4 separate regions of the Homo sapiens genome follow, and all the other regions are linked to region 1. A link is a loop called in an ENCODE intact Hi-C map of the cell type or tissue named here. Cell type or tissue: endothelial cell of umbilical vein. All regions are shown on one strand. Links, peaks and the distances in the headings refer to the core of each region. The heading gives the core; the rest is flanking DNA. Region 1 overlaps NUFIP1 (nuclear FMR1 interacting protein 1). Region 2 overlaps LOC105370185 (a long non-coding RNA gene). Region 3 overlaps LOC105370187 (a long non-coding RNA gene). Region 4 has its middle 54 kb from the start of LINC00330.

Region 1 (7,852 bases), core at 1,801-6,800:
GTAGTCCAAGCCTCTCAGGAGACCGAGGCAGGAAGATCCCTTGAGCCCAGGAGTTTGAGGTTGCAGTGGGCTGTGATTACGCCACTGCGCTGCAGCTTGGGTAACAGAGCGAAACCTTGTCTCAAAAAAACAAAACAAAACAAATTTCCAGTGCCCTTCACCTTCATGCAGTTTCAGCCACTTACTTTCATGACCACATCCTGGATTCTAAAGTTGGACATACTCCTCTTTCCATCCGTCCAGCTCACTGTGATCTCTACCAGGGCTTGGAATAGTTGAGGCTTCCCATCCTCTTTACCTTGTTTTTCTTTTATCTTCCTTCTTCCTTCACTTCCTACCCAGCCTATTTCACTTCGGCTGCTCTTGTCGATATCTCAGCTTCCTTCTTCCATTATCCTCCATTGCACTCATCTGGCAAAATCCCAGCTCTGGCTCAGTTGCTACATCCTGTTCAAGAAAACCACACAATTGAAATGTAGTCTGCAAGTGAACACTTGGGCAGTGCTATCTGACTTAAGGAGTTGACTTGACCAAAGAGAAGTTTAGGGTATTTTCTTTGTATTTGTTGTTTTGTGGTGCAAAATTAGATGTTCAATATGCATATGTTTCTTAGTTATGTAGATGACTGTGTAGTGTAAAATTTAAAAGTTTGTTAAACTGATTTTATTTTTAATCAGCTGAAATGCCTATGAGAATAAAACTCCATAGAACTGGAAACCAGAATCCTATAATGTGGGCTTAACTTGTCTTTTCTGATTATTTCCATATTATTTGCTTATAGGGGCTTTTTGTCTCAGTCAAACTTGTTATTTATCATATCTCATACAGGGTTTGTGAACTTTCGCCCTTTTAGTTTTGTTCGTGCTGCTGCTTCTAGAAGATCTTACCTACTCCATCTTTAAAGTTCTGCTCATTGCTCTTAGCTCATCTGAAATCCATCCACTTTTGGGTATATTTTTTCTCATCTGCCTAGAGAAATGTCTTGCCCTTCTTTGAATATGGTATCTCCTTTCTGCCTCTTTAGCACAGATATCCTTTATTATGACCCTGTTGGTGAACTTCTTTGCATATGTGTCTTTTATTCTTGAATTAAGTGTGAGCTCTGAAATGTAAGAACCAACTTTTACCTGGCTGCTTCTATCCCATAGTGCCATAGTTATAGGGAATGCTTATAAATGTTAGTGTGTGTAAATGGTGCTTGAAGATATTTTTCTTATGGGTATAATTCTGTTTTGGTACACACAAGTAAGTGGTTGGAGAAGTCTTACTGAGACTTGTATTTATAAATCATGTTTGAGCTGTATCTTTGTTGTTTTTAGAGAAATTGGGCAGAAATATTTTGATATGATTAATAATTATGCTTGGAAATTATAGTGTAACTAATAGTACTTAAACTGCTGTGGTTTTGAACATTAAATTCTCACTACATAGGGTAGGGTAGACCATCACTGGGACAAACCAAATTCATCCGTATTTTAAAGTATTAATGGCTTTTCCCTACACGAATGTGAACTATGCCCCCTTGTGGTTTCGTGAATAAATGATTAAAGGAAAAAATTTCCACTGGCTAGAGAAACTTTGGAAACATTAATATTTGAAGATGAAAACTAGCATAGGCAGCATGTATTTATTTAAAGTTCCTGATAGAAGACTAGTTTGATTTTCTAATGTTAGCAAGAAATCTCAGCAACCTTTGAATATATGTTAACAGACATTTTGCTTATCTTTGCATAACTTCTTGACAATAGTTTAGTTTGAAAATTAGAGGTAAACATTCAGTATTTGAAAGGACAAAGATTTTGCTATATGTGGCTGAGTTCACCAAAACAAACACTAGTAACTTCTTGCCTTTAAGGTTCTCACTGTAGTGTGAAATGAATAAATACACATGAGGTGGCCATAAGACTACAAGTAACTGAAGCATTAATTTTAGCTATGTAGGGATAATCCTGACTGGTCAAGGGATATTTGAGTTTTTGGAGGGGAGGGCCGTCTATTTGTTTTTCAAGACTTCCTATAAGAGGCCTCCCTCCCCCAGTTTATCTTAATGTATATTGTACATATAGTGAAATTCACCCTTTTTAGTGGATAGTTCTGACAAATATATACTGTCATATAAATACCACCAGAATCAAGATATAGAACAGTGTTTCTTCACCTGGAAAAATTGCCTTATGCCCTGATGGCAGCCTCCCCTCCACCCACTGGCAACCACTGATTTATTTTTTGTTCTTATATTCATACTTTTGCAGCAACATCATATAAATGGAATCATACAGTATGTGGCCTTTTTAGTCTGACTCACTTATTTTTAGTCTGCATTTGAAAGTTATCCATGTTGTTGCATGTAGCAGTTGTTTGTTTTTTATTGCCGAGTATTACTCTTTTCCATAGTATGGATGTATATCAGTTTGTTTATCCGTTCTCAGTTGAGTGTTGTTTCCAGTATTTAGCCTTTATATAAAGTCTTCATAAACATTCACGTATAGGTTTTTGTTTTGAATATAGGGTTTTATTTGACTTGGATAAATATCCAGGAGTGAGATTGGTTGGTCATGTGGTAAGCATATGTTTAACTTTATGAGAAACTGCCAAACTGTGTAGGAGGATAGTTTTAAATCAAGATAAGCCTATTTGAGCATGGAAAGTATTCAGATAAAAGGAGATGGTAGGGTGCAGTGGTGCTTGCATTAGCTAGTCATGCTCTAGGAAATGGAATGGCAACCTTACTACCATGGCTTAGTGCAAAGAGGTGTCATTTTCCCAAGGTTAAAAAAAAAATAAATCCAGGGCTGCTGTTGCTGCATGACAGTACCATGGACGTAGGCTGTCTCTTGTTGCACCGGAGTAGGCGGCTCTCCTCTTGCCTGTCACCAGAATGTTCTTGCATATGCAAATATTAAGCCACAGAATAGGCAGAAAGAAGAGAAAAAGACAAAAGGTACACGTAGCCTAGTTTCCCCCCTTTTCACTGGGAAAACAGTAGCTTTGTTTTTATTTCCAACCAGGAGATAATTTATATAGATCTCATTGGCTAGAAGTGGGCTGCTTGACCACCTTCAGTGGCAGTGGAGTTGATGGGATGCCTGAAACAAAATTGTTAAGGAATGGGGGAGAATAGTCAGTGTTTGCTTTAGTTCTTGGTGGCACAGTGGAATTTCAAAACTATAAGTGAATTTTGGAAGCGGCTCTGTCCTTCTGAATAAAGGATTGGTTTGAGCAAGCATTTAATAGGCTTGCTGGTGGCTCTTTTTATGTAGGACAGGTGGGGGCTGAGGGGATAGAGTCTAGCTCTGGTTTCCAGAGGTATGCTATGACAGCAGGCAGAAGTGCCTTGGAAGAGGAATGGGCAAAATCTGTTGAGGGAATAAGTGAGGTTATAGGTTTGTGAAATTTAGAGGTGTTTAAAGAGAATGAGGAAATGGGGTGAAGATGGCAATTTTGGATGAAGTTTATTTATACCTGTGATGTTGCTTTGTTTAGTAAGTGCTCTGAAAATTCTTTGGGCACTGGGTGAGTTCATCTGAGGTTCTTCCATAGTTTGTTTCTCAGGTTCTTGCTCTTTAATATATTCTGAAGAGTTCATATATATTTTTTCTGTATGTATATTTTATTAGAGGATATGGGAAATACTGCTTTTCTTTTGGTATGTTTGATAGATTTCTCAAAAATGCATAAATACTATCCCCACTAGCAATTTTTTAAAAACCTATTATGGGCCGGGCGTGGTGGCTCACACCTGTAATCCCAGCCCTTTGGGAGGCCAAGGCAGGCAGATCACTTGGGGTCAGGAGTTTGAGACCAGCCTGGCCAACATGGCGAAACCCTATCTCTACTAAAAATAAAAAAAATTAGCTGGGCATCGTGGCACGCACCTGTAATCCCAGATACTTGGGAGGCTGAGGCAGGAGAATTGCTTGAACCCAGAAGGCAGAGACTGCAGTGAGCCAAGGTCGTGCCACTGTACTCCAGCCTGGGCAACAGAGTGAGACTGTCTCAATAAAAAAACAACAAACAAAAAAACCCTGTTACAAAAATATACTTACTTTCTACATTCCTGTCATTCTCAATTTTTAAAAAATATTACTTGAACTCCTAAAAAGAGTAAGTTCCACATTGGTGTGGCAGAATAGTCCTTATTTCATGAATTTGATCTTTGTGTGAGAGCTACATTCTTTCCGATGAAGCCACTATATTCTTTGACATGCAGGAAAAATAAGGTCTTTATGTAGTTGCTCTGTTAGGAAAAGCTTGTGAAAGATTTCACAGAGTAAGAATTTTAAAGCTTAAAGAAAACTGAAGGTTTGCTTGGCATATGGCTTCCTTATCTTTGACAAAAGTACATCTTTGTCCTTACTTCTACATCTCTGTATTTTTCAGGTTAGTCAGACTCAGGGGTACCGAGTGTATTTAATTTAATAACTTTTAAGGCTTTCCATTAATAGCCTTTCCCCTACCTCCCCAAAAAAGCCACCAAAAAAAGTTATTCTTTCTTAATTCCTGTCCTATGTAGTACCAATGCTGTATGATTTGGCTTTAGGGAAAATGAGTGGTAGAGGTTTGTTTCCAAAACCTTGCTTTTATTATAGAAACAGTGGAACATTTTTCACAGCAGACTGGGAGTCCACTAGGTGGAGTAGTTTTACAATTTATTTCAACGCTTACTGTGGCTCTGAGGAAATCCTTTTGTTTCCCTGGTTCATGCAGAATTCCAACACAGGAGATCTGCTCTAAAGAATGCTGTATCTTTTTGATGTTCAGAAAGAAAAGTACAATAGTGTAGCTTGTGTGGAAGCAGTTGTGGTTTAATGAGAGTGGGAAGAGTAACTATGTTTTATAGAACAGGCAGAGGGGAAAAGCCAATAAATGGGTCGTGATTTGAGCATAAGGAAAAAATTGGAGAGAATAATGTGACCAGAATGGTCTGTGCTAAGATAATGGTTAGGACGGTTTGCCCATGTGTTGGCTCTGTAGTGCTTAAAGATTGTCACTGGAGGCATAAGGTATAGGCAATGAGGAAGGTGAAGAAGAGGTAAAAAATGAAAGAAGAGAGGAAGGAAAAGAGCATAGTTTCAGGACCATTTCCTCTTAGTGAACTGAGGAAAGATAGAAGTACAGGGAGAAAATGATTTTAGTAGATAAAAATATAGAAAAACCAACTGTGAAAATTTCCCTTGTCACGGTCTTTATAACTTCATATTATCCATTCTCTAACAGGAGATATTGGACTAAGCTTTACATGTATGTAACTGCAATGTAAGACATAATTTATGTTTTTTCAATAGTCTTTGGATTTGTTATTTCTTGTACTTTAGGAACCTGAACTCCTTCATCAGAACTCCTTTTTTTTCGTTATTCATTTATCTCAGCTTCATGTTGGTGGAGTGGGGCTTCCTACTGTTGTTTATGTGTGTAATTAGGTCTTGTGTTTCTGATTTTTCTTTTTTGCGATAATGTGCTTTTTAGCAACCATTTTTCTCTCTAGTTTTAAATATCTGGATTCTGTGTAAATAAGAATGTAATAAATTTTGGAAGAGGATTTTATTGATTTCAGCACCAAGAAAAATAAAATCTTACAACTTTTTAAAACTCTAATCTTACTTTTAGGAACATGATACTTAATTTTAGGAAGACAAGTTTCCTTACCTTTAGGAACATGATATTTAATTTTAGGAAGTTAAGTTTCTTTACCTTTAGGAACATGATACTGCAGTCTGCCTGAAAGAGAAAATTAGCTGTTTTAAAAGGCTTCCATCAAAGGAGTTTCTACACATCACATCTTTGATGTTTCACTTAGGGAACTCTTTCTTATATCTTACCTAAAATCCACTTGCTATAACAAGTTTAAATTCTTTACCAATGAAAAGCAGTTACCTAGCATCTGCTCTCTGGTACGTAGTACACTGTAGTGCCAAATTTTATCATGTAACATATAGCCCAACATGGTAAGAGTCTGCAATACTCTGCAAAAATGTTGAAGAAACTTAAGTAATAAGTAAATTTGAGAATTGTGGAGGGTGTTGAGTAGCTGTGAGTTACATGTCTCGCCACTGTGAGGCCTGTAAAAATCATTACTGTTTTTCTCATTTCTACTTCTGCATATTCTCTTCAGTTTGAGAACAACTGGACCATCCTCTCTGTAAAACTATTTTTATTGTCGCTTCTCATCTTCTTTTAAAGGTTGCAAATAGTTCCTTTCATCTTTCTTTGGAGGTTTTATTTTTCATCCTATTAATCATCTTTGAGTCTCTTCTGAATCCCTTCCAAGTCTTTTTTTTTTTTTTTTCTTCTCAGTGTTCCTTTAGTTTAGAAGTACAGAACTGGACACAGTGCCCTGAGATTATCTGACTGCTTTTGAGTATCCTGGAGGAAGATTTCACACTCGTACAAGTGCCAGAGTCTACTTCTTATAACCTTAGATTATGTTTGCTTTCGAAAAATGTAGTCATGTATTGCTGACTGTCAGATTTTTATCTCCTATGACCTTGATCTTTTCCTTTTATGTTTATTTATAGTTTGTACATTAATCATCTTTTTTTATGGAGTCTATTTTTCTTGACTGGATATATATTGCTTCACACTGTCCTCATTGAAATTCATTACATTTTTTTTCTGATTACTTAACCACTTACCCAATGTCATTTCCATTCCTGTCTTTCAGTATGGCCCACCCATAGGCTTTATATATTGTCTGTGCTATTCAAGTCAGTGTTGCAAATGTTAAAAAAAAAAAGGCAGAAGGTAGAGAAGTGTCCTAGAAGCAATGGCAGAACACATTTGTTGATGTTTCTCCAAACTTACTCTGATCAGCAGCCAGACGGGGTAGTAGAGAGCTGTGTTCCCTTCCTTCTATGTTTTTTATACTCCTAGAATCTATTGCCCTCTTCCTGAAAGTTTGGTGTCTGCATCTCCACACAGCTGTGCAGAGAAACAAAGAAAGCAGTTCATCTGGCACACTTCTGTCAGATTTCATCTTAATCACTGCTTTGTACATATCTCTCCCTGTTCATAACTTTCTGTGGCTCTCTATCACCTGCTGAATTAAATATAAACTTTCTAGTTTGGTATTCAAGACACATTTTGGCCTGAGTCTCCCTTTCCAGTCTGATTGCCTGTAACTGTGTTTCATACCATATTAACTACTTGTCATTGTCCAGATATCTCTTTCACTTTTTTTTTTTCTGTGAGACAGAGTCTTTCTGTGTCGCCCAGGCTGAAGTGCAGTGGCGTGATCTCAGCTCACTGCAACCTCCACCTCCTGGGTTCAAGCAATTCTCTTGTCTCAGCCTCCTGAGTAGCTGGGATTACAGGCATCCGCCACCATGCCCAGCTAATTTTTTTTATTTTTAATAGGATGGGGTTTCACTGTGTTGGCCAGGCTGGTCTCGAACTCCTGACCTCCCAAAGTGCTGGGATTACAGACGTGAGCCACCACACCCGGCCTCTTTCACTTTCTGAAGTCTTGGTTTGTTTGCATTGTTTGGCCTACTTAACATACTCTGATTTCTGTTACCATTTAAGACCAATTTCTTTCATTTCTTTTCTTTATGGATTTTTCCAATTAGATATAGTCTTTCCATTCCACCCCTACCCCCCAGTCTTTATACCCTCTTGGGTACTTTTGTCTTATGTTATCACTATTTGTGTGCTTTTCTTATCTTCCTGGTAGACAGTATATTTTTTATTTTATTTTATTTATTTATTTATTTATTTATGTTTTGAGGGGGAGTCTTGCTCTGTCACCTAGGCTGGAGTGCAGCGGCACGATCTCAGGTCACTGCAACCTCCACCTCCTGGTTTCAAGAGATTCTCCTGCCTCAGCCTCCCGAGTAGCTGGGATTACAGGCGCCCG
Region 2 (7,852 bases), core at 1,792-6,791, 260 kb after region 1:
GGATGAGGCAGGAGAATAGCTTGAACAAGGGAGGCAGAGGCTGCAGTGAGCAAGATCACTCTACTACACTCCAGCCTGGGTGACAGAGGGAGACTATCTCAAAAATAAATAAATAAATAAATAAATAAATAAATAAATAAATGGCAGCTCCTTTCATCTCTTGTTGCTTTGAATTCTACTTCAGGACTGCTTTTTTTTTCTTTTTTTTCTTTTTTTTCTTTTTTTTTTTTTGAGATGTAGTCTCGCACTCTCCCCCAGGCTGGAGTGCAGTGGCGCGATCTCGGCTCACTGCAACCTCTGCCTCCCAAGTTCACGCCATTCTCCTGCCTCAGCCTCCCGAGTAGCTGGGACTACAGGCACCCACCACCATGCCCGGCTAATTCAGAACTGCTTTTTTAAAGCTACAGCTTGAAGAGACTCCCATTAAAGCCATACAGCCTTCAGCTTCAGTAGCATTAAAGTAACCCAGATCTAGAGTGGTGCTGGCGGTGTACATGGGCCCAGGGCTCCCTGTTTCACTTAGGCTGGCCTGCTCTTTCCCCTGGCCTCTGTTTCCAGTAGTCACTTTGTTGCAGCTGAAAAGGAGATGGAACAAGAGCCACAGCCCTCACTGCTATTTGCGATGGTGACTAACTTGGGGCTAAATGTTGAATTCACTGCATTCCAGAAGTTGACTCACTTCCATCCAAAACCCTCGGGCTGGGGTTGGAATTCAGCTCAGGCTCTCCAAGGGGCTGCTCTGTGAGCTGTGGTCTAGGATAACCTTGTCTGGGTCAGCCCAGGCTTGTTCTTCATCTTGGGGTCCAGGTTCCAGCTTGCTCTGGAGCAAATTGATAGAAATGGTTTAGATGTCCTGAGATATGAAAGAGAATCCAGAGAGGAAGGTTCTGAGTGGATCTGAGACTCATCTGGGTTACTTGATCAGTAATAGCTCCAACAAAGTTGCCTCCTCCATCTGTCCTGGGACTGACCTTGTCAAAGCTACAGCAGAAAACAGGCTGTCTTCAGAAGTTCAGGGAGCTCACATTTAATTTGAATCCCTGCTTTGGTTATCATCAACCACACTTCTGGATTCTCTCAATTCTTGTAGCAAAAATATTTTTCTTAAAGGCATTTTAGCCCTTTTACTGAATAATTCAACAAAGTGCAATGGAACTCATACCGTCAACTCCTACGTTTCTCCTGTTTGGGGGAAACTTACATAGTTGACCTTTGAACAACACAGGGGTTAGGGGCCCCAACCCCATGTGAAGTTGAAAATAACTTTTGAGTCCCCCAAAACCTTACTAACAGCCTACTGTTGCCTGGAAGCCTTATGTGTAACAAAAAGTCAATTAACACATATTTTATATGTTATATGTATTATATACTGTTTTTTTTTTTTTTTTTTGAGACAGAGTTTTGCTCTGTTGCCCAGGCTGGAGTGCAATGGTGTGATCTTGGGTCACCGCAACCTCTGCTTCCCAGATTCAAGCGATTCTCCTACCTCAGCCTCCCAAGTAGCTGGGATTACAGGCATGTGCCACCAAGCCCGGCTAATCTTGTATTTTTAGTAGAGATGGGCTTTCTCCATGTTGGTCAGGCTGGTCTCGAACTCCCGACCTCAGGTGATCCGCCTGCCTTGGCCTCCCAAAGTGCTGGGATTATAGGTGTGAGCCACCGTGCCCAGCCTGTGTACCGTATTCTTACAACAAAGCAAGCTAGGGAAAAGAAAATGCTTTTAAGAAAATTATAAGGAAAAGAAAATATATTTACTCTTCTTCTTCTTTTTTTTTTTGAGACAGGGCCTTTTTCTGTCACCCAGGCTGGAGTGCAGTGGCGCAATCTCAGCTCACTGCAACCTTTCCCTCCCAGATTCAAGCTATTCTCGTGCCTCAGCCTCCTATGTAGCTGGGATTACAGGCGACAGCCACCAACGCCTAATTTTTGTATTTTTTAGTAGAGACAGGGTTTCTCCATGTTGCCCAGGCTGGTCTCGAACTCCTGGGTTCAAAGCAATCCACTTGCCTTGGCCTCCCAAAGTGCTGGGATTACAGGCGTGAGCCACTATACCCAGCCTATTTACTCTTCATTAAGTGGTAGTGGATCATCATAAAGGTCTTCATCCTCATCGTCTTCACATTAAGGAGGTAGAGGAGGAGGAAGAAGAGGGATTAGTCTTGCTGTCTCAGGGATGGCAGAGGTGAAAGAAAATCTGGGTATAAGTAGACTCACAAAGTTCACACCCATGTTGTTCAAGGGTCAACTGTCTCTAAAATAAAGTGTCTGTACCTAGTGGATACGCAAGACAATCTTTTGGAGCACAGTAAGAAAACATTTAAACTTAGATTTATTTTGATTTAAAATATGACAGAAGTTGGCCAGGCACAGTGGCTCATGCCTGTGTGCATGAGCACTTTGGGAAGCCAAGGTGGGTGATCACCTGAGGTTGGGAGTTCGAGACCAGCCTGGGCAACATGGTGAAACCCATGTCTACTAAAAATACAAAAAATTAGCTGGGCGTGGTGGCAGGCACCTGTAATCTCAGCTACTTGGGAGGCTGAGGCAGGAGAATTGCTTGAACCCGGGAAGCAGGGGTTGCAGTGAGCCGAGATCATGCCATTGCACTCCAGCCTGGGCCAAAAAGCAAAACTCTGTCTCAAAAAAATAAATAAATAAATGAAATAAATACGACAGAAGTTAAGCTTTACTAATAGTTAATCAATGGATTGGCACTGGTCTCCTCTCTCAGCCCACATGTCAGAAGGTTGAGTGTTCTGGATGATGGAGAAAGAAGCCTGAGGGCATCCCATGATTTGGCTGGAATAATAGCATCACTCTAATTTGATTGTTTTTAGTGTATTGGGACACAGTGCATTTGTGTATGGCAGGTTACATAGATTTATAGCTTTCATAATTTAGTTTTAATAAAGCTAAACTTGAAAAAATAGGTCAGTGACATGAAAATATTTTTTTCTAATGGAATCAGAGAGTAAAGCTAAGAACAAAGTTCTTACTTAGCCAGCATAAGTAAAACCACAAGAATATGGCACAGCAGACACCGCCTTTATTTGTCACATGAGGTAAAAATAAGGACAATCTAGTTCAGTCACATGGTCTCAACTAAAAATATTAGTGAGGGCAGAGTTATGGCTATTTTATTTTTATCTTATCCTTTTGAAAGTTCTATTTTTGTAAATATTTTTAACATACATAATATGTTAAAATGGCTTTATATGTACATAACTTTATAAAGAGATAAACATTTCATGAACTAGTGTTCTCAAACTTTTTTATTACTGGTGGCATGTGCAATCAAAACAGTACAGAGACCACTGCGAAAGAGAAGCAAACTAAAGCAAAAGAATATTCAACTGGCTGGGTGCAGTGGCTCACATCTGTGATCCCAGCACTTTGGGAGACCAAGGTGGGAGGATTGCTTGAGCCCAGGAGTTCAAGACCAGCCTGGGCAACATAGGGAGACCCCGTCTCTACAAAAAACTTAAAAATTAGCTGGGCATGATGGTATGTGCCTGTAGTCCAAGCTAGTTGGGAGGTGGAGGTAGGAGGATCACTTGAGCCTGGGAGGTCAGAGGCTGCAGTGAGCTGTGATCATGCCACTGCACTCTAGCCTAGGCAACCGAGCAAGACCCTATCTCAAAAAAAAAAAAAATTATTATTATTTCTCCAAATTCACAAAGCAAAAGAGTGAGAGCCAGATATAAGTTCTGGCTTGCTAGAGTCCCAACCACAGCCAGCTCCCACCTCTCAGGGGCTCTTTGATCTCCAAACTCCCACCTTCTTAAAATTTTTTTTCTAATATTACACAGTATGTGAATTAAACCCAAGATGTAGTAAAATAATGCTGTGGAAAGAATGAGAGTTCTGGGGTCAGCTGTAGGAATGTTGTCCAGGCCCTGCAATTTATCAGCCCTCTAACTCCCAGGGGTTTCGTTTACTCCTCTATCAAATGCAGGTGAATGACCTCATAGAGTTGCTGTGAGGATTACATGAATTAATAAATACGAAGTTTCCATCCTTCCCAGCCCTTGTGGCTATTATATTTTAATTCTAATTCATGAAATTTAACTCTAGAAAGTGAGTTTGGCCCAAATACTTCCATGAGTCAGGAGTCCTGTGGAAATGAATCATTTCCTCCATCCCCAACATACTCACATAGACAGCACCACCTCCACATCAACCTGAAACCTGAGACACTTTCACTTCAATTCTCCCCAGCCTATGACATCTGCACTGCAGTGCTCCCAGGACTCAACACTGAGCCCCTCTAGGATGCCTCACTCTGCCAAAGAGAATGTTCAGTTTCTTTTTTTTTTCTGGATGTAGTCTCACTCTGTCGCCTAGGCTGGAGCACAGTGGTGGGATCTACAGTGGTGGGATCTCGGCTCACTGCAACCTCTGCCTCCCAGGTTCAAGTGATTCTCCTGCCTCAGCCTCCCGAGTAACTGGGATTACAGACGCCCGCCACCACACCTAGCTAATTTTTGTATTTTTAGTAGAGAAGGAGTTTCACCATGTTGGCCAGGCTGGTCTTGAACTCCTGACCTCGTGATCTGCCTGCCTCGCTCCCCCAAAGTGCTGGGATTACAGGCGTGGGCCACCATGCCCCGCCTCAAGAATGTCCAGTTTCTATAACTCTCTTGGCAATACTAATGTACCATGTCACTAGGAGGCTAGATATGGAAGCCATGTTCCCTAGGGAGTCATATCAGAGTCTTGGAGTGGTGGTTTGGCAAAGTAGATCAATATAAAGGTGTAATTTTATTTTTATTTTTATTTATTTTTTTCATTTGTTTCTTTTTCTCTCTTTCTTTTTTTTGAGACAGAGTCTTGCTCTGTTGCCAGGCTGGAGTGCAGTGGCGTGATCTGGGCTCACTGCAACCTCTGACTCCCTGGTTCAAGCGAGTCTTCTGCCGAGTAGCTAGGATTACAGGCACGCACCACCACGCCCAGTTAATTTTTATATTTTTAGTAGAGATGGGGTTTCACCATGTTGGCCAGAATGGTCTCGATCTCTTGACCTCGTGATCTGCCCACCTTGGCCTCCCAAGTGTGCTGGGATTACAGGCATGAGCCACCGTGCCCAGCCTCATTTGTTGTATTTTTTTTAACTCAGCATCTAAAAGGGTATAATTTTATACTTAGAAAAAAGCTTGCATAATACAAACTACAAAAGGTAAAACTCAACAGGCCATGTTAACTGGTGAGGATATCCAGAAGAACCTGTGACTGTAATGGTGGGAGGTGGGAGGGAGTAGAGTTAGGGGAGCTCCTAAAGGAGGGAATTTCAGAAAAGGGTGAGTGTGAGAGTTTTATGTCTATAAAATGGGGACAAGGCTTAAAAACTAATGAGCAAGAGGACAGACAAAAGATTTGAAGAGACACTTCACCAAAGAAGACATTCAGGTGGAAAAAAAAGCATATAAATGGATGCTCAGCATCATTGGTCATTAGGGACATACACATTAAAATCATGAGGAGGTATCATGACACACCTTTTACAATGGCTTAAGAAAGAAGAACAAACTGAAAATACCAAGGATGATACCTCATACCTCGTTGGTGGGGATTCAAAATGGTCCAGTCATTTTGGAAAACAGTATGCCTACCATACAACACAGCAACCCCACTCCAAGGTATATACCATGTGAACTGGAAACTTATGTTTTCACAAAACCTATACATGGATGTTTATATTAGCTTAACTCATAATCAACCTAAACTGGAAACAGCCTAGATGTCCTTCAACTGGTGAATGGATAAACCATATCTATGCAATGAAATACTGCTCAGCAACAAAAAAGAATAAACGATTGATCTATACAACAACATAGATGAATCCAGAACCAAAGGGCTACATATTGTATGATTCCATTTATATTACATTATCAAAAATGCAAAAACTATAAGGACAGTTGCTGGGGGGTGAGGAGAGAAATTGACTACAAAGGACATAAAGGAATTTTGGGGGTGATGGAACTCTCCTGTATGTTACTATGATGGTGGATATACAACTTAATGCATTTGTCAAAAATCCATAGAACGATACAGGCCAAATAATGAATTTTACTCTATGGAAATTAAAAAAATATATAAACCAGGTTGTCGGAGGCCTAAGATGGAATGCATGCTGTGGCAAATGAATCCAGTGGTATCACAGACGAATGACACACCATGCTGAAGGGAGTGGGAGAAGAAAGGAGCCAACCTGAGGAACTCTGGAAAACAGCAGGTTTTTTTGGTTTTGTTTTGTTTTTTTGAGACAGAGCCTCACTCTGTCTCCCAAGCTGGAGTGCAGTGGTGTGATCTTGGCTCACTGCAACCACTGCATCCCAGGTTCAAGCGATTCTCCTGCCTCACCCTCCCAAATAGCTGGGATTACAGGTGCTCAACACCATGCCTGGCTAATTTTTTGTATTTTTAGTAGAGACAGGGTTTCACCATGTTGGCCAGGCTAGTCTTGAACTCCTGACCTCAGGTAATCTGCCTGCCTTGGCCTCCCAAAGTGCTGGGATTACAGGCGTGAGCCACTGTGCCTGGCCTCAAAACAGTGTTTTGAGTGGATACTGTAAGGCTAAAGACAAAAAAGAACTGGACACAAACACTATATTCTAGTAAGTAAATTTGTCTCTCACAGAGTATGAAGCAGCAATTTTGAAACGATCTGTATACTAGAGTTGAACAAATAAGGAACTGTATTGTAGATATTGTTAGCCAGGTTTCTTACTGGAGAAAGAAGTTACAAAAAAGCAAAGGAAGAATGCTAGAATAAAGCACCCTGTTCAGCTGGGTTGAGTGCGAGTTATCAGTATGAATTCATATGTGTTTTGTGTGTTTTTAATAAATATACAGATAGATCAGGGCTTTTCAACTTTGGCACTATGGACATTTGGGCTGGATTCTTCTTTGCTGGTGGGACCCCTCCTCTGCATTGTAGGATGGTTAACAGCATCCCTGGCCTCTACACAGTAGATACTAGTAATATCTTCCCTTTGAGTTGTGATGCCCCAAAATGTCTCCATAGATTGCCAAATATCCCCTGGGGGTGGGCAAAATTGCTCCAGGTTAGGATCTACTGAGGTAGAGATATACAGAAGTAAATACAGATGTGCATGTCTGCCTGGGTTAGTATACAAACAATATTTCCTAGCTCTGTTCCCTGAAAGGACCTAGAAATGGTGACACTCCAGTACTAATGAGTCACCTCCCACCCAGATCTTGGTTTCTAAATACCATTCTCCAATAAAAGGAAATAGGGCTCCTTAAAAAAGTGGTTGATTCCAGGACAGGAAAAATACAAAATAAGCCTGAAGCATCTTGTGGTACAATAAAAATAAGGAAGCTCAAAAAAAACAGGATGAGGGCTTGTTGAAACCTAAAAGAACTTGGACTAACCAAAGCTGGAACAATTTGAGCAACAATATCCATGAGTCTATAGTGATGTAAATGAATAAATGGAAGAGAAGGACAATTGTTCCTTCCAGAATTCAAATTACTCAATGTAGAAGAAACAAAGGAGGCTGGGCGCAGTAGCTCACGCCTGTAATCCCAGCACTTTGGGAGGTCGAGGCAGGCGGATCACGAGGTCAGGAGATGGAGACTATCCTCGCTAACACGGTGAAACCCGTCTCTACTAAAAATACAAAAAATTAGCCGGACGTGGTGTGGGCGCCTGTAGTCCCAGCTACTCAGGAGGCTGAGGCGGGAGAATGGCGTGAACCCGGGAGGCGGAGCTTGCAGTGAGCCGAGATTGCGCCACTGCACTCCATCCAGCCTGGGCGACAGAGCGAGACTCTGCCTCAAAAAAAAAAAAAAAAAAAAAAAGGAAATCATTAAAACTATTAGAACACCA
Region 3 (7,852 bases), core at 1,251-6,250, 85 kb after region 1:
AGGCAGAGGTCGCAGTGAGCAGAGATCATGCCACTGCACTTCAGCCTGGGTGACAAAGCCAGGTCTCAGAAAAAAAAAAAAGGAACGGTGTTGTTGTTGTTTTTTTCTTCTGCTACTTACTAACTCTGGGAATTTGGGAAAGCTTTTTAACATCTCCAGGTGTCAGGAACTTCATCTATAAAAGGGACAATAACTTCTGTCTGCCATTTGTGGTTTAAGAACCTATGGGTCTATGGAATTTTTCCATATCTTATTCCACATTTTGAAGATCTAATTTCATCCCATAGCTCACTTGTAGGAAATTTTGGTTCTGCCACTTGCTAGCTATAAAAACTCTGGAGAATTCACTTAACCTTTCTAAATCTACTTTTCCATTTTGGTGAATTGTGACTAATTTCTCCTTTGCAGGACTGTTATAGATATTAACTGGGATCACGTATGTGAAAAAGAACTCAGCAAAGTATTTGGCTCTTAGAAAGAGACTCAAGACATGTTAGATATTCTTATTCTTCTTATTATTAAATGTGAAATTAAAGTCAATTTTCTATTTTGTGTTTTCCCTAAAAGCAAATTTTCCAGAAACACTGACATGGAAACAGGATCTTTCTTCTCCTACTGTTTGTTCCTCGACTACAGTTATAATCCTCTATTTGTGACATCATAATTAGTTGCCACTGGAGAAGACGATCGTGTCACAAAAGGATTAGGACCTAAGGTGAGATGACAGGAGCGACGACCACTTTAAAGTTGCTGCTGCTGCTGTTGCTTTGCATGATTGATGGTATTTTCTCATCCAGCTGCCCTAAAGTGGCAGCTGCTTAAAGAAAGATGGTGATACAAAGGTCTTGCAAAGAGTATAAGATCTGAGTCTGAAGAACTTTCCAGTCTCAGGCCTTTACAAATATTATGCCATAATGAATGTTGATTAGAAACATTAGTATATAAGTATGGAAATAACCATGCAGTGGTGTGATCAGCAATTCATGTATTCGTTCATCTGTGCCCACCCAGAGAGCTGGACTATTAGCAGTCCCTCTGGAGCATTAATCACATCATATGTGAATTGCAGAATCACTTAGGGTGCAGTACTCGAGGCTTATAGATGAACTCAGTTTAAGAGGAAACCTTGGGAATGGTATAAGGATCAAAGGCCTGGGAGTCTGTGTATTCAATTCCAATTCTAGCTCTGCCATTAACTAGCTGTGTCCTTGGACAATTTTTGGAAATTCTCTGTATACTTATTCCTCACTTGTGTAACAAGGGGGCTGGCCTAGACTCATCCATCACTAGATGCCCCTTAGGTCCTTTCTGGTCATGATTTCTGTGCAGCTATGGCTGCCTATTCATATCTCAGCTGAACTGGTTTGTTTAGGTCAAGTGCTCTGCTTATTAGTCTTGGAAACCTTGATTCTAACAATGAAACGAAAATAGTCCTGTGAGAACACCCTGTGCAAAGGAACAACAGGGATTAGAGAGCAGTAAACAAAGCGTTTCCCTACAGGCGGCACATCTGAGCTCAGAGATCATACATGAAGGCTTAGCTACTGGAACAGAGGATAAATAACTTCAACACATATTGATTGAGTGACTGAATTGCTAGGGCATCTGATGATAAAGAACTCAAACCAAAGCCTCTCTCCAGCCCCTGCCCTCAAGTAGCTTGATTATCTAACACACACACACACACACACACACACACACACACACACACACACACACTCTCTCTCTCTCTCTCTCTTTCTCTCACTCACAATAATGAATAGACATGATACTTCCACAAACACTGACTTAGCATGGAAGACACTCACCAGGTCATTCAAGGGCACCAAGGTGGAAAATGTCCCCATCCTCAAGAAACTCAGGTAAGGCAAATACCTAAAAAATGATTTTAAAAAGGTAGAGATGAGAGCAAAAAATAATAATTATTGAAGGTATTATTGCATAATACCTTACTAAAACCTTTTTTTTTTTTTTTGAGATGGAGTCTCACTCTGTTGCCAGGCTGGAGTGCAGTGGCGCGATCTCGGCTCACTGCAACCTCCACCTCCCGGGTTCAAGCGATTCTCCCTCCTCAGCCTCCCGAGTAGCTGGGACTGCAGGTGCCCTCCACCACGCCCAGCTAATTTTTGTATTTTTAGTAGAGATGGGGTTTCACCATTTTGGCCAGGATGGTCTCAATCTCTTGATCTCATGATCCACCCACCTTGGCCTCCCAAAGTGCTGGGATTACAGGTGTGAGCCACCGTGCCTGGCCTAAACACTTTCATATATAGTCTACATACTCTCTCCTGGGTGGCTTTTAGGACATTCCTTATGGTTTTAATCTCCCCTCTCTGGCCATTACTTCTCAATCTCCTTTGAGGGATCCTTGCCTCAGCTTAGCCCTGAAATATGGTCTGCAACTTACCCAAGACTACATTCCTGGTTGGCCTCATGCACACTCATGGCCTCAACTGTCACTTATCCGATGACAATGATTCTTGCTGGAAGGAAGCTCCATGAGGTCAGAAATCTTGCCTATTGTGTTGATCCATTTATCTTCAGCACTTAGCAGAATGTCTTGTCTATAGTCAGCTTTTAAAAGTATTATTGCTGACCAAATCTGTATTTCTATTTTTACTTTTTGAAGAGACAGGGTCTCACTATGTTGCCAGGCTGATCTTGAACTACTGGCCTCAAGCAGTCCTCCTGCCTCAGCCTCCCAAAGTGCTGGGATGACAGGGCATGAGCCACCACACCTAGCTAATTAAAAATTTCTTTTGTAGAGGTGGAGTCTTGCCATGTGGTACAGGCTGGTCTTGAACTATTGGCCTCCAGGTATGAACCACCATACCCAGCCCAGTATGTATATATTTTTATAAGCAGCTTAAAGTGGCCAGGCACGGTGGCTCATGCCTGTAATCCCAGCATTTTGGGAGGCCAAGGTGGGTGGAACACCCGAGGTCAGATGTTTGAGACCAGTCTGGCCAACATGGTGAAACCCCTTCTCTACTAAAAATACAAAAATCACCTGGGTGTGGTGGTACCTGCCTGTAATCCCAGCTGCTCGGGAGGCTGAGGCAGGAGAATTGTTTGAACCCAGGAGGCAGAGGTTGCAGTGAGCCCAAGTTGTGCCACATGGCACTCCAGCCTGGGCAGCAGAGTGAGACTCCATCTCATAAACAAACAAAAAACAGTTTAAAGTACCACCTTATAGGGTGGTAAATAATATATACACACTATGTTATTCTTAAATATTTTGATTACAAGGGAAAGAAAACTCAAACAGGCTTACATAAAAAGGAGGATGTATTGGCTCATGCAGTTGGGCAGCGCTAGGATTATTTTGACTTCAGGCACAGTCAGATATATAGCACAGACATGGTTATTAACTATCTTTCTTTTTTGTTTGTTTGTCTGTTTGTTTGTTTTTGAGACAGAGTCTTACTCTGTCACCATGACTGGAGTACAGTGGTGCGATCTTGGCTCACTGCAGCTTCCACCTCCCAGGCTCAGGCAATCCACCTGCCTCAGCCTCCCAAGTAGCTGGGGTTACAGGTGTGCACCACCACGCTCGACTAATTTTTTGTACTTTTTAATAGAGATGGGGTTTCGCCATGTTGGCCAGGCTGGTCTTGAACTCCCAGTCTCAAGTGATTCATCTGCCTCGGCCTCCCAAGGTGCTGGAATTACAGGCATAAGTCACCGTACCCGGCCCATTAAGTCGTTTTCTTGTTCATTATCTCTTGACTCTGAACTCCTCTGTCAAATTGGAGATCTCACCTTTGCTAGTAATTTCAAATATATAAGCAATCTGACGGCACAGGGGAAACCAGCATGAGGCAGACTGCACTTTCCATGATGGCCCCAGCAAGCTCTCCCATCCCATGTGCCCTTCTCATTGTGTGACACTGTCACCTTTCCCTCAAGAGGTGAGGTCCATGTTGCCTTCGATTGCACCTGGGTGGGCATGTGAACACAACAGAAGTGGCACTAGATGACATTCGGGTCTAGGTCGTAAAAGGTGATATGGCTTCTGCCTGTTCCTCTTGGGATTTGCAGTCTTGGAGTCCAGCCACTATGCTGTGGGGAAGCAAAGAAAGCTGTGGAGAGGCCACGTGGGGAGGAATGCCATCCTTAGCATGGGCTGAGCTCCCAGGCAGCACCCATCTCCAGACATGCGAGTGAACAGGACTTCCGGCAATTCCAGCCCCAGCCACTGAGTCACTTCCAGTTTCTCAGTGTTTCCAGGGGAGGCCTCAGACACTATGGAGCAAAGAAAATCTGACCCAGCTGTGCCCTGTCCAAATTCCTGACCCATAGAGAATACAAGAGAGAATAAAACGATGTTGTTTAAACCATTAAATTTTGAAGAAATTTGTTACACAGCAATAGATAACTGAATACAGAGAGAGCTGTGAGATATCCCATGTGGTTCCCCAGGTCCTTCTTTCCTGTATGAGACATACTTTCTGGCTGAGAGCAATAAGATGAGGTCTCTAAGTAATGTTTGTGTTCATCTTACACAGCAAGGAGTGTTTATATTATGAGACATCTCCATTTTCTTCCAAGATTGTTGCTGAGCTTATGTGCCATTTTCAATTTTTATGTGCCTCATTTATCCATCGATTCTACATTTGTTTACCATAAGCAGTTCTAGGCCAAGGAAATCTTGCTAACAACATTCCATAAATAAGGACTTTTCTTCTTGAAACTATTTATCAAGAGGTCAGTTATCAGCATATTTACAAATAAATTAGACCAGGTCATTTGTCCTCTTTCCCTACAAATCCCCCTAGTGATTGAGAGGAAAATGGATCATAGGCCAGATGTTTGAACCCGCTCCACCTCCTCTCCTCCTTCATTCCATTTTCAGCAATCTCCACTGATGGAGGCAAGATGGCTGCCATGGGCACCAGTCCCACAATCTATCTCTTAGTAGACCACTGAGGAAAGAGGATGCCTCTCTCTCATTCTTCCAGAAAAGGCCCCAGTGTAGCTCTGATGGCTCTGATTGACCTTTAGAACTGGTTCTACTTAATCAGTTCTACTTAAACTACATGGATTAAGAAAAATTAGGATGTTATAAGAAGGGAGAATAAATGTTGGATTTGAAAAAATAAAATTAATAGCTGACAGATATATGTATATATAGGTGGGTATATATACATATATAGGTGTGTGTGTATCTATATCTATATCTATATGTGTCTTCCTTCTTAGGAGGCACTTCAGTCTATTCTCCATCTTGTTGCTAGAAAGAGATTTCTTTCTTTCTTTTTTTTTTTTTTGGGACAAAGTCTTGCTCTGTTGCCCAGGCTGGAGTGCAGTGGCACGATCTCAGCTCCCTGCAACCTCTGCCTCCCAGGTTCAAGCGATTCTCCTTCCTCAGCCTCCCAAGTAGCTGGGACTACAGGTGTGCGCCACCATGCCTGGCTAATTTTTTTGTATTTTTAGTAGAGATGGGGTTTCACCATATTGGCCAGGCTGGTCTCAAACTCCTGACGTGGTGATCCGCCTGCCTCAGCCTCCCAAAGTGCTGGGATTACAGGTGTGAGCCACCGTGCCCGACCTAGAAAGAGATTTCTAAAATGCAAGACTAAATGTTCTGTACATCAGCATCTCTGTGATAGAGAGCATATCTTGTTCATTGTAAAGTCAGAGTAATACTAGTGATGTAACAAATAATCCCACATATTTCAGTAGCTTAGCACAGCGGAAATCCATTTCTCAATCACATAATAGGCCCATGCAGATATTCTGGGTTGGTGGGTGATTTTCCCTTCCTTGGTGATCTGGGGACTCTGGCTCCTACTCTGTGGCTTTTCCATGCCTTGCTGCTTTGGAGTCCTCTGTATCCAGCCAGTGGATAAGGGAAGAGGGGGTAGGGCAGCCACACTTCTTAACACTTATTCTCAGGAATGACACACATCACTTTTACTCACTTACCTTTGTTGAGAAATGGCCACGTGGCCCCATCTAATGCAAGGAGGATGGGAGATGTAGTTCCTGGTCTGGAAGCCAGCTCCCAGGGACAACTTTATTAAAAGGGGAGATAAAATTTGGTGATCAGTAAGCTGTCCCTGATGTATTCAGCTCCTAACTCAGTGTCTGGCACCAAGGGGATGTTTGGGAAGTCTGTGGAGTTAATGAGTTTGTCTGAGCCTTAGGTAACCATAAAGTACCAGGGCAAGTGAAAAGATTTAGTATATGAGAAAGTGTTTGGCAAATACCAGATGAGGTCCCTGGAGTGGGCATGAAAGGCTGAGCAGGAATTGCACTTTAGCTGATCGTGAAGGAAAGAGAGTATTTGTGGGTATGGCAGGTGGTCCCAGGATCGCAGTGAAATGTCTCTTCTGCTGCCTCCATCTCCTGGCAAAGCTCCCTGTCCTATGTCGTGTGCTAGGGAGAAGCGTCCTCCTTTCAGAGGCCTCTGGGGGAAAGTGAAATTTAATTGTAGTTCTTTGAAACATTTCTGGGATTAGATAAAAGATGGGGAAAAGATCATTTCAGCACCCTCAAGGGTTTCTAGTCATGCAAGGGGTAAAGTCTTGAATATGCTTTTAATGGAAACTGTCCCTTTTTAAGAGAAGTCTACCTGAATGGGCTGTTTAATTGAGAGGCTATGGCTGGAAGCAGTCATTGCTGCCCTGTTTAAGGATTCAAAGACTGTCTTCATGGTAGGCAGAGGTATATCTTTGCAGCCAATGTTTCCTTTGGGAAACGGCTTCTTTCTGCCTGTGGACTCACACTGTGGCTTGTCTGCAAACACTGCTGTGGTTCTTGTGGAGCTGTGTATATTAGGTCCAACTTCGCTGTTTGCTGGAAGGAGGAGCAGAGACCCCAAGCGCATAGGAAGAGCAGGCTGGCATCACCTTGGCCTCGTGCTGGAGAAGGGACCACACAGACTTGGTCTGGGCTCAGCAAATCTCAACTCTTTAAGATGGAATAACCTAGAGTTTAAGACATATCAAAAGTGTAAACATAGTTGCTGACCCGGGTAGTTTTATGGAGGGAGGTATTCCTTCGAGAGAATTCATCTAGCTATACCTTATGATTTGTGCAATTTTCTATATGAATGTTATGTATCAATAAAACATTTGAAAATGAAAAGGCAAGGAGCTGTCCATTCTTTGGGTAATTTGGGAGATAGAGCTACATCCCCATTCCCTCGCCCCCCACACTGCATGGGTATAGCCTCCCCTGATACAGCTCCTGGGCATGGGGTGGAACACTTCCACCGAAGGGTATGGACTTGCACATTGTCATCTCTGGGAAGTTCTGAGACTGGAAAGAGGAGCTTGCTAAGCAGGCCTTTTATGGGGTGAGAGGAAATTCTCCCTCTCTCTAAACCTCATGGCCCTGGGCCCTGGGAAATTTTGGTAATACGAATTGGTGGCTTTGACTTGGGTAGAAAAGGATCTTGTAGATGAATGCTCATTAATCCTTTAAAAAATGGATGCTTATTTGATAAACATAAAATATAAACATTCCATTTAAGTGGAAGGAGTGGTCTGAACCAATAACCAGAGACTGGAAGACTGAGGTGTGCCGGGAACTGAGTGTAGGCTGGCTTAGCTGCATTGAAGCTTGGTGTGGACTCTTGGAGCTACATCTCTAGAAAGGGCATGTTGCTGTGCTCTCCCGTTCCCATTCTCAGCCCCGTTGTATTGTAATCATCTATTTGTCAGTATCTTCCTCTAGACACTAAGTTTGCAGAGGGCAGGCACTAAGGCTTTGTGTTGTCTTAATTTTATTTTTAAAATCAGATGGGGTTTCACCATATTGCCCAGGCTGGTCTTGAACTCCTGAGCTCAAGCGATCCTCCCATCTCAGCCTCCCAAAGGGCTGGGATTAGAGGCATGAGCCACTG
Region 4 (7,852 bases), core at 1,528-6,527, 210 kb after region 1:
TTCTGTATGTGCAGTGTTTGTATTTGGAAGGGAGACAGTTTAGCCTTCCCCCTCTGCCCCCCACCAAATCCTCTCACCAAAACCATGGTGCCCTCATTTTTTCCTTTCTGGATTGATGTTAAGCACTTAATGTAATTGCCTTAGGGAAAAAAAAAACAAAACAGCCAAAGATATATAATCAGCCACACCATGGCCTCATATTTCAAAACCTGCCTGGCTTCTTTTTAAATGCTCCTTTACAGGGTGTGAAATCACTCATGTCATGGCTGGGCCTCCTACAGCATGGGAGAGACAGACATCTCATCTTACTCCAGTAAGACAGCCAATGACTTGATTCCTCCTTCCTCCCTATCCCTCTTCCACTTCCCCGATCCCACTCCCAGCCTTTTACCCCATAGTTTCCCAGTCAGCCCTTCTCCAGTGGGCTTTTACTTTTAATTTGGCAGCTTGCTCTCTGATTCTCCTTTGCCTTCCATAAAGAAACCATGACTAAACCATTAGCACTCCATTCTCCTCCCAGTGTCAACCTGCACCTGGGCCTTGTCTTTCACTTCTGCTAGTGCCAGTGGTATTCACTCCAGTTAATTTCTCAGGGTGACTCCATTCCCGAGCCCTGGCTATTTTACCTACCCTCCCTGTCACCTGTCCACCCTTGAAATTCATTCTTCTGATGTAGCACGAACTGGGCTTAATGCAGATCCCTGCTTGTCTTCCCTAAGCGGCACGCCCCTTCTCCCTTACAGGGCCCTGAACAGCAGCGAGAAACACAGAAAGCTTTGGGCAGTTTGTTCTTGCTGATCTATTGTATTAGAGGGTGGGACCAGGAGTAAAGCAGAAATAGCTGGGAACAGTGAAACCTGTATCTAAATAAATAAGCCAACGGCTAAGCTAACGATATTCCATCTCTCATGCGGAGTCACAGTTGGCCAGTGAATATTAGTTTACTTTTACTTGCTGCGTACTCACTGGTGGAGAATGAGCAAGGCTTGGGTTGAGGAGATGTAGGCAGAGGGGAACATAAAGGCAAAGGGGGTGGAGAATCTATAAACCAGACAGACAGGCCTTAACTATGCTGTGTTGTGCTCATTTCCTGGCCCTGCTGAATCATCCCACCGCCACACAGGGTGAGCCAGAAAATCTGAAATCTGAAAATCGTTCTCTGCCTCTGCCTCTGCTCTGTTCTGTGTTTGGCTTTCTTGTCTGTATCACTTCTGTGATGTATATGTTGTGATATCCTAGGAGGTAATGATATGGCTATTATTGTTCCCTAGCAACCCTGCTTTCTAGAGAAAAATCAAAACACACACGTTTTGCTCCTCAATCTGACCTATTCCAATCAGTGTTAACTTTGCCCTGAGCCCTCTCCTTTGTGTGCACACACCCACTCACACATCCAATGTGCTGACCTCCCATCTCTGTGCTACGTTCTGGTTAATAACTTAAAATCTGAATATTATGATCTCTTTTCTCCATAGGCTATGAGTTAAGAGTTTGTGATAGTGAGTCTCATCAAGATGCTTATGGCTAGTTCAGAATGATTACAAATAAGAATACACTAAGGAGATCTAAACACCAGGCTATGCAAATGAGACATCTATTACCCCTTAGGAGATTTTTTTTTTCTGTTTCTCTAAAATAGAAAGCCTGGTTCTTTACTCTGGCCAGTTAGTTCTTTACTCTGTTCTTTACTCAGTTCTTTACTCTGGCCATACAAAGAATGTATGCCTTATAGATTAACTTTGATCTTTACCTACAGTTAAAATGATGAGAATTTCAAAATATGTTGAAAGGAAATACAAGAAAAGGTATAGAACACAGATGCCTAAGAGCTATGCGCCCTGCCAACTCCATTTGCCTAATCATAGCACAGTTGAGTGGAGACCTCTAACTACTCATTCATCCATTTCCTATGCCAGATATGGGAGAAACAGCAGTGTAGAAAGAAACAAGACAGGGACCCTCCCTACCCTCATGGAAAGTAGGGTCTAGTGAGGAGACAGACTTCAATAAACAAGAATAAATAATATATAAGACTGCAATTCCATGGGCGATAAATGCTTTGTTGCTAGGAAGAAAAACTATAAGGCTCTGTGATGGTGTACGATACATCCACAGGCTGGAGTATCAGGGAAGATGCTATTTATGCAAGAGATGTCAAGGATATGGTGCCGGGGGAAGATGGGGAACAGAGTGGGAAGCAGAGAGAGCACAGCCTACAGGTTTGCCAGAGCAAATAGTGATGGTGGAGGCTGTATTGCATAGTGATTATAAATTATAATCACCCTGGCAGAAATTTAAAACACTTTAATTCCTTTTGGGAGTTTATGATAAACAAATTTGGTAGGTATGGGTCTAATTAATAACAGTTATAATGACAACACTAACACTTATTAAATGCTTACTTATACATCAGAGGTATCAACTGTCACCCTCATGGTTATAGTCCCTGAGTACGCTAGACAGCAGTCCCCAGCTCCTAGCTCCTTTATTTATTTATTTATTTATTTATTTTTGATAGGGTTTCACTCTGTCACCTAGGCTGGAGTGCAGTGGTGCAACCTCAGCTCACTGCAACCTTCACCTCTTGGGTTCAAGCGATTCTTGTGCCTCAGCCTCCTGAGTAGCTGGGATTACAGGCACCTGCCACCACGCCCAGCTAATTTTTGTATTTTTAGTAGAGAGGGGGTTTCACCATGTTGGCCAGGCTGGTCTCCAACTCCTGACCTCAAGTGATCTGCCCTCCTTGGCCTCCCAAAGTGCTGGGATTACAGGCGTGAGCCACTGTGCCCGGCCCCACCTCCTTTACTCTGCTTTTCTTTTCTCTATAGTACTTACCACTATTTGACATTTTATATGTCCTTGTTTGCTTGTTTATTGTCTATCTCTCTGATTAGAATGTAGCCTCCCTGAAGGCAGGTACTTCAGCCTGTTTTGTTTACTACTGTTTTCCCCAGAGCTGAAAACAGTGCCTGGCACAAACTTGGCGCTCAAGAAATAAAGATTTGTTAAATGAATGCACAGCTATTATTCAGTTAGTCTGCACAGCATCCTTATGAAATAGGTACTATTTTCCCTATTTTACAGATGAGCAAATTGGCAACAAGAAGTTAGGTAACTTTCCCAAAGTCACGCTGGCAGTGGAGTGGTAGAATCAGGATCCAAACCCAGGCAGTGTGACTCTGGAGACTTGCATGGCAGGGATATCTGCAAGATGGAAATAGCTGTGAAGAGAGTGCACCAGTTTGATTTACAGCTTTTATTTTATTCAAAAGTATTCTGTTTAAAGACTTCAGAAAAGTAATCCAGTTTGGTATTGCAGTTGGAAATATTACTGATTTTATAAAACAGAGATCACCGAGCAACTGATATGTAAGGACTATCTCGGTGATAAGAAGCATTGTGCCAACCCAGGGAAGTTGCAATCCAAATAAGATAAGGAAATCCTGAGTCATAAAACACTTTCAGATCCTGTAATATAATTTATAGCCAGTGTTCCTGGAATATTCCTTTACAAGTGACATTTTAGAAACTCAGTCTGGTTACTAGGGATATGAAATAAGGAGTATGGAAACATGGTTTACTCTTTTGACTTTTTCAGCGGAATTAAAAACTTAACAAGCCTCCACTGGATGAGTCCATGCATCATGCATTAGACAAATTCAATCTTGATGTGCTGCTTCTTGCCATATCTCCTATGAATCTGTGCAGAAATTATTTCAGCCACTGAGATATGACTCTCTTCTGAGGCCATTCTGACGGTTCTCTCCTTTTTACTGATGACTTTTCAGCAATGTAACTGTCTATAGTTTGCTTTTTCCTTGATAAGAATGGCTTTATCCTTGTGTATGTATGTATGGAGTTGCCAAAGAAAGGAATTTGCTTTTGATCTCAGAAACTTCAGCTTTTCCTTTCTGCCCACATATCCCTGAGTCACTCAGCAATCTTTAACCTCTTTTTCTAATGAGTCTATTTAGGTGGTTTGGCATTTGTTTTGTTCTTTTTTGACCACATACCATGTCAGAATTGGTGAGCAATACCCGGTCCTTTCACACGTCTGTCTTTATGCTGTCTTTCTGGGTCTATCTCGGTGTCTTTCGCCTGTCCCCATCCTTTCTCCGTCTCAGATATACTACACGTTCTCTTGCACACATGCACACATTTAGATTTACAAGAAGTTATGTATTTAGAAAGGGTATGTACAACTGTCAAAACTCATCAAACTGAACTCTGAAAATCTGTACAATTTATTAATATAAATTTTACCTCAAAAAAAAAAAAAAAGAATAGCTGGGCATGGTGATGTGTGACGGTAGTCCCAGCTACTCAGGAGGCTGAGGCAGAAGGATCACTTGATCTTTGGGGTTCCAGACTGCAGTGAACTCTGATCATGCCACAGCATTACAGCCTGGACAACAGAGCAAGATCCAGTCTCCTAAAAATAAATAAATAAATAATAAAAAATAATAAAAAAGAAGTTTTTTTTGTGTACAAATTTGAGTTAAATTTAAGGAGAGGTCAAGCATCTCTTGAGTGGATTTGTGTATTGATTACTGCTTCTGTACTATTGTTGGGCAAAAGAAGCAAAACAAGACAATGCTTGTTGTTTTGAGAAACATCGTAAGCAACCATTTTCATAGATAAGTGTTCGAGTTTTAATTTTCATAATTTCTCCATATATAATTAGAGACATTGGAAGCCTATTACCACCAGGAAATTAAAAACTTCAGCGTGTTTTCATTGCAATGAGGAGTCAAAGACTGCACAAGGATTCTAGCCAACACCTTCTCATGGGATGCCCAAGACAAGTAATTCTGTTGCTCTCATCCTCAGCCTTCTTATCTAAAAAAGAGGGTAACATCTGTCCTGCTTACTTCACAAGGTTGTTATTATGAGGATAATTAAACTGAACTCAAGTAAACAAATATTTAGTGGGCACCTACTACCCTTCATGGAATTTATGGACCAGCATAGGAGGAAAGTAGATACAGTTCACAATAGAAAGTATCACATTGGCCAAGTGCGGTGGCTCACACCTGTAATCCCAACACTTTGGGAGGCTGAGGTGGATGCATCACTTGAAGTCAGGAGTCCAAGACCAGCCTGGCCAACATGGTGAAACCCTGTTTCTACTAAAAATACAAAAATTAGCCAGGCATGGTGGTGTGCACCTGTATTCCCAGCTACTCAGGAGGCTGAGGCAACAGAATCCCTTGAACGTGGGAGGCGGAGTTGCAGTGACCCGAGATCACGCCATTGCACTGCAGCCTGGGTGACAGAGTGAGACTCTGTCTCAAAAAATAGAAAGTTTCACATCATCTAGGTGACAGGGAAGCAGAGTGATCCAGACACAAGTAAAGGGAACGTGAATTCTGGCTGGTGCCATCGGGGAAGGGATCATGGAAGTGGAAGCATCTGAGTAAGACCTTGAAGGAGGATTCTTTAGAAGGGGAGCTTTCCAAACAGAGGGACAACAAGAGCCAAGCGCAGAGACAGGACACCATGAGAACTCAGTGGAAGTCTATGAACTGTAAAGCACTCTTCACTTACAAAATACTGCTTGTTACCTCTACTGGAGCCACCACTCACTCTTCCCAACAGCCATGGCCCTACTAGGTAATAAGATAACAGTGATTCAGAGCTAAGGCCGGCCTACCTGCATACAGAATTTGGGAGTAGGCAAGACTGACTTCATGGCATCTCCTGTCTCAAAGGAGGTGATGGAACATCGCAAGTCCAGCTCGGAGGAATGAACATCAACCAAAGATTAGCAGTTCAATACTCTTTCCATCTCCCAACTTCTTTTCCAACTCCCCCTCAGTTAGCTCCTTTCTGTGCATTACCACCGCAACTCTCTTCCCTTTAAAGAATCAAGGATAGCCCTTGATTTTTATTACAGCCAACCAGGGATCAAAATCCTGGTTATGTAGATTTCTAGCTATTTGATAAGAAGCAGCTTTGTTTAATCTATATAAGACTTAAACTTTACATATGTAACCTGGGAATGAAAATAAGAGCAGTCACTTCATAGAATTGCTGAGAAGATTAAGTAAGATAGTGTACCTGGTATATAGCACTCAAAATGTTATTTATGATTATCATCTAGAGCAGGGGTTGCCAAACTATGGCTCATGGGCCAAATCCAGCCACGTCCATTCATTTCTGTATTGCCTAAGTAGTTTTCTGCTGCAATGGTAGAATCAAAGACTTGTGACATAGGTGGTGTGACCCGCAAAGCTGAAATACTTAATATCAGGCCCTCTTGTAGAAAAAGTTTGCTAACCTCTGATCTAAAGAGAGAAGAAGAGAAACCTGCTTATGTTACATTTACAACCAGTTACAGGGTTTTGTCCTCAGGCTTACCCGTGACTTTATCTCCTTTCTGTTGGTTATTGGTATCTTATGATACATGGTATGTACCCTTCAGTAATGGAGAAGTCCTCACATAGATCTTCACATCTGAGTACCATGGAGAACACTGAAGTCTCCTTCTATATTCCCAGAGTCTAGTATTAATAGATAAGGACACATAGCAAATGACGGATGACAAATTCTGGCTCTGATTAGCGAGACCATAGTCTCAAATGGCAACTGCAGAGTACTCCTAAGATGAAAGGGAATTTAACATGTTATGAGGCGGTGAAACAACTGTGACTCAGTCACTGAGCAGAAGGAAGCAACAATATGGAAAAGTAGGCAAACCATGGTGAACTGTTTGAAATTCCTGCTAACCTCCCACTGTGCCCCTTAAATTAAGGGCCCAGTAGAGCCTACTTCAATTCCATTTAAATATCTTTCTTTTCTGCCAGGTACTGTGGCCCACACCTGTAATCCCAACAATGTGGGAGGCTGAGGTGGGAGGATTGATTGAGGCCAGGAATATTGAGACCCCATCTCCACAAAAAAATAAAAAATAAAATAAAACTTTCACTTCAAGATTTCTAGCATTATTGCTATTATGAGATGTACAGAAACCTAGGTAGATTGGGACTGTGCATCCAGACAGTATTTCTAGAATTTTATTATTTGTACATTGGGGAAAACACTGGGCTTGTGTTTAAGAAATATTGTCATATTCTAGATGGGACTGTAGAGGCATTTCACCTCACCTCTCTGGGCCTCCATTTCCTGGCATACACAATCTCTTTGTTAGCTGTAAAATATTATTAAAGGGAGACATCCACGGACCTGTGTATGCGTGTGTATGTCGTTGTGTGATGGGGGTGTTCTGTAAGGGAAGTGACTGTGAGCTTTCTTTTGAACGTTAAATGCAATGAGAAAATACTCTAAAACAAGCTCTGGTTGCTACTATTTTCACCTACTATCCCCCAGGCCATCTGGATTGGTTCAGCTTGTTCAATCAAGGGAAGCATGTTTGGAACCTAGGCTCTCATGAAGGGAAAGCAAAAAACGTGTTCATTTCTTCACACCTTTGATTCAAATGTCTCTGTTCCTAAAATTATTGGCCCAGAGAATTATATCTTGTCAGTGTAAAGAGGTTTTTCTTAATTGCTAAAAAAAAAACACACACACACACACAACAAATAGTTATTCATTAAAAATGCCAACATTTGCTGAGCTGTCACTATGTTCCAAGTGCTGCAATAAGTGCTGGGGCCAGGAAGAATGGGCAGTCATTGTCCTGCGATGATCTCAGTTCCAACCTTGGAATACTCTTGGACAATTCCGTTCTGGTAACATGTTGTTTTATTTTCATCGCTAGCCACAACAGTGAAGGTCTTTGACCTCCCCTTACCGCATAACTCTTCCTCACAGGGTGCGCGTGTCCTGTTGATTCTCTCTCCTCTCCTGCTTTCCCTCTGCTTTTGGAGTTTCATTCTCAGGAAGGTACAAA

What was found. A loop is a pair of places that touch in the nucleus more often than their neighbours do. Peaks named below come from ENCODE experiments on the same cell type or tissue, not always from the same donor. Only the 100,000 strongest peaks of a DNase experiment are listed, where the experiment ranks them.
Region 2: it touches region 1 in a loop (3-fold over the local background); 4 of 110 quality-filtered maps call a loop at or near these places.
Region 3: it touches region 1 in a loop (4-fold over the local background); 2 of 110 quality-filtered maps call a loop at or near these places.
Region 4: a loop joins it to region 1, with 3 times the contacts of the local background. A loop is called at or near these places in 3 of 110 quality-filtered maps.

Annotation. Positions count from the first base shown.
Region 1 is chr13:44,966,841-44,974,692 of GRCh38, reverse strand. The region is part of intron 5 of NUFIP1 (nuclear FMR1 interacting protein 1); the gene reads left to right. Among named protein-coding and RNA genes, the nearest start is that of NUFIP1, 19 kb to the left of the region's middle. RefSeq lists a silencer at 1,265-1,559. In endothelial cell of umbilical vein, for the core only: a CTCF peak has its summit at 4,646 (motif pointing right); a DNase peak (open chromatin) is centred at 4,672; H3K27ac peaks cover 1,210 bases.
Region 2 is chr13:44,707,095-44,714,946 of GRCh38, reverse strand. The region is part of intron 2 of LOC105370185 (a long non-coding RNA gene); the gene reads left to right. Among named protein-coding and RNA genes, the nearest start is that of LINC00407, 71 kb to the right of the region's middle. RefSeq lists enhancers at 1-474, 475-1,000. In endothelial cell of umbilical vein, for the core only: no CTCF peak of the experiment used is centred there; a DNase peak (open chromatin) is centred at 4,126; H3K27ac peaks cover 2,082 bases.
Region 3 is chr13:44,880,883-44,888,734 of GRCh38, reverse strand. LOC105370187 (a long non-coding RNA gene) reads left to right here. Exons shown (of 4, transcript XR_941934.4): 3 at 568-715. Among named protein-coding and RNA genes, the nearest start is that of TRE-TTC2-1, 33 kb to the left of the region's middle. In endothelial cell of umbilical vein, for the core only: no CTCF peak of the experiment used is centred there; a DNase peak (open chromatin) is centred at 4,194; H3K27ac peaks cover 1,638 bases.
Region 4 is chr13:44,752,199-44,760,050 of GRCh38, reverse strand. No RefSeq gene overlaps it. Among named protein-coding and RNA genes, the nearest start is that of LINC00330, 54 kb to the left of the region's middle. In endothelial cell of umbilical vein, for the core only: no CTCF peak of the experiment used is centred there; DNase peaks (open chromatin) are centred at 3,440 and 3,970; H3K27ac peaks cover 2,513 bases.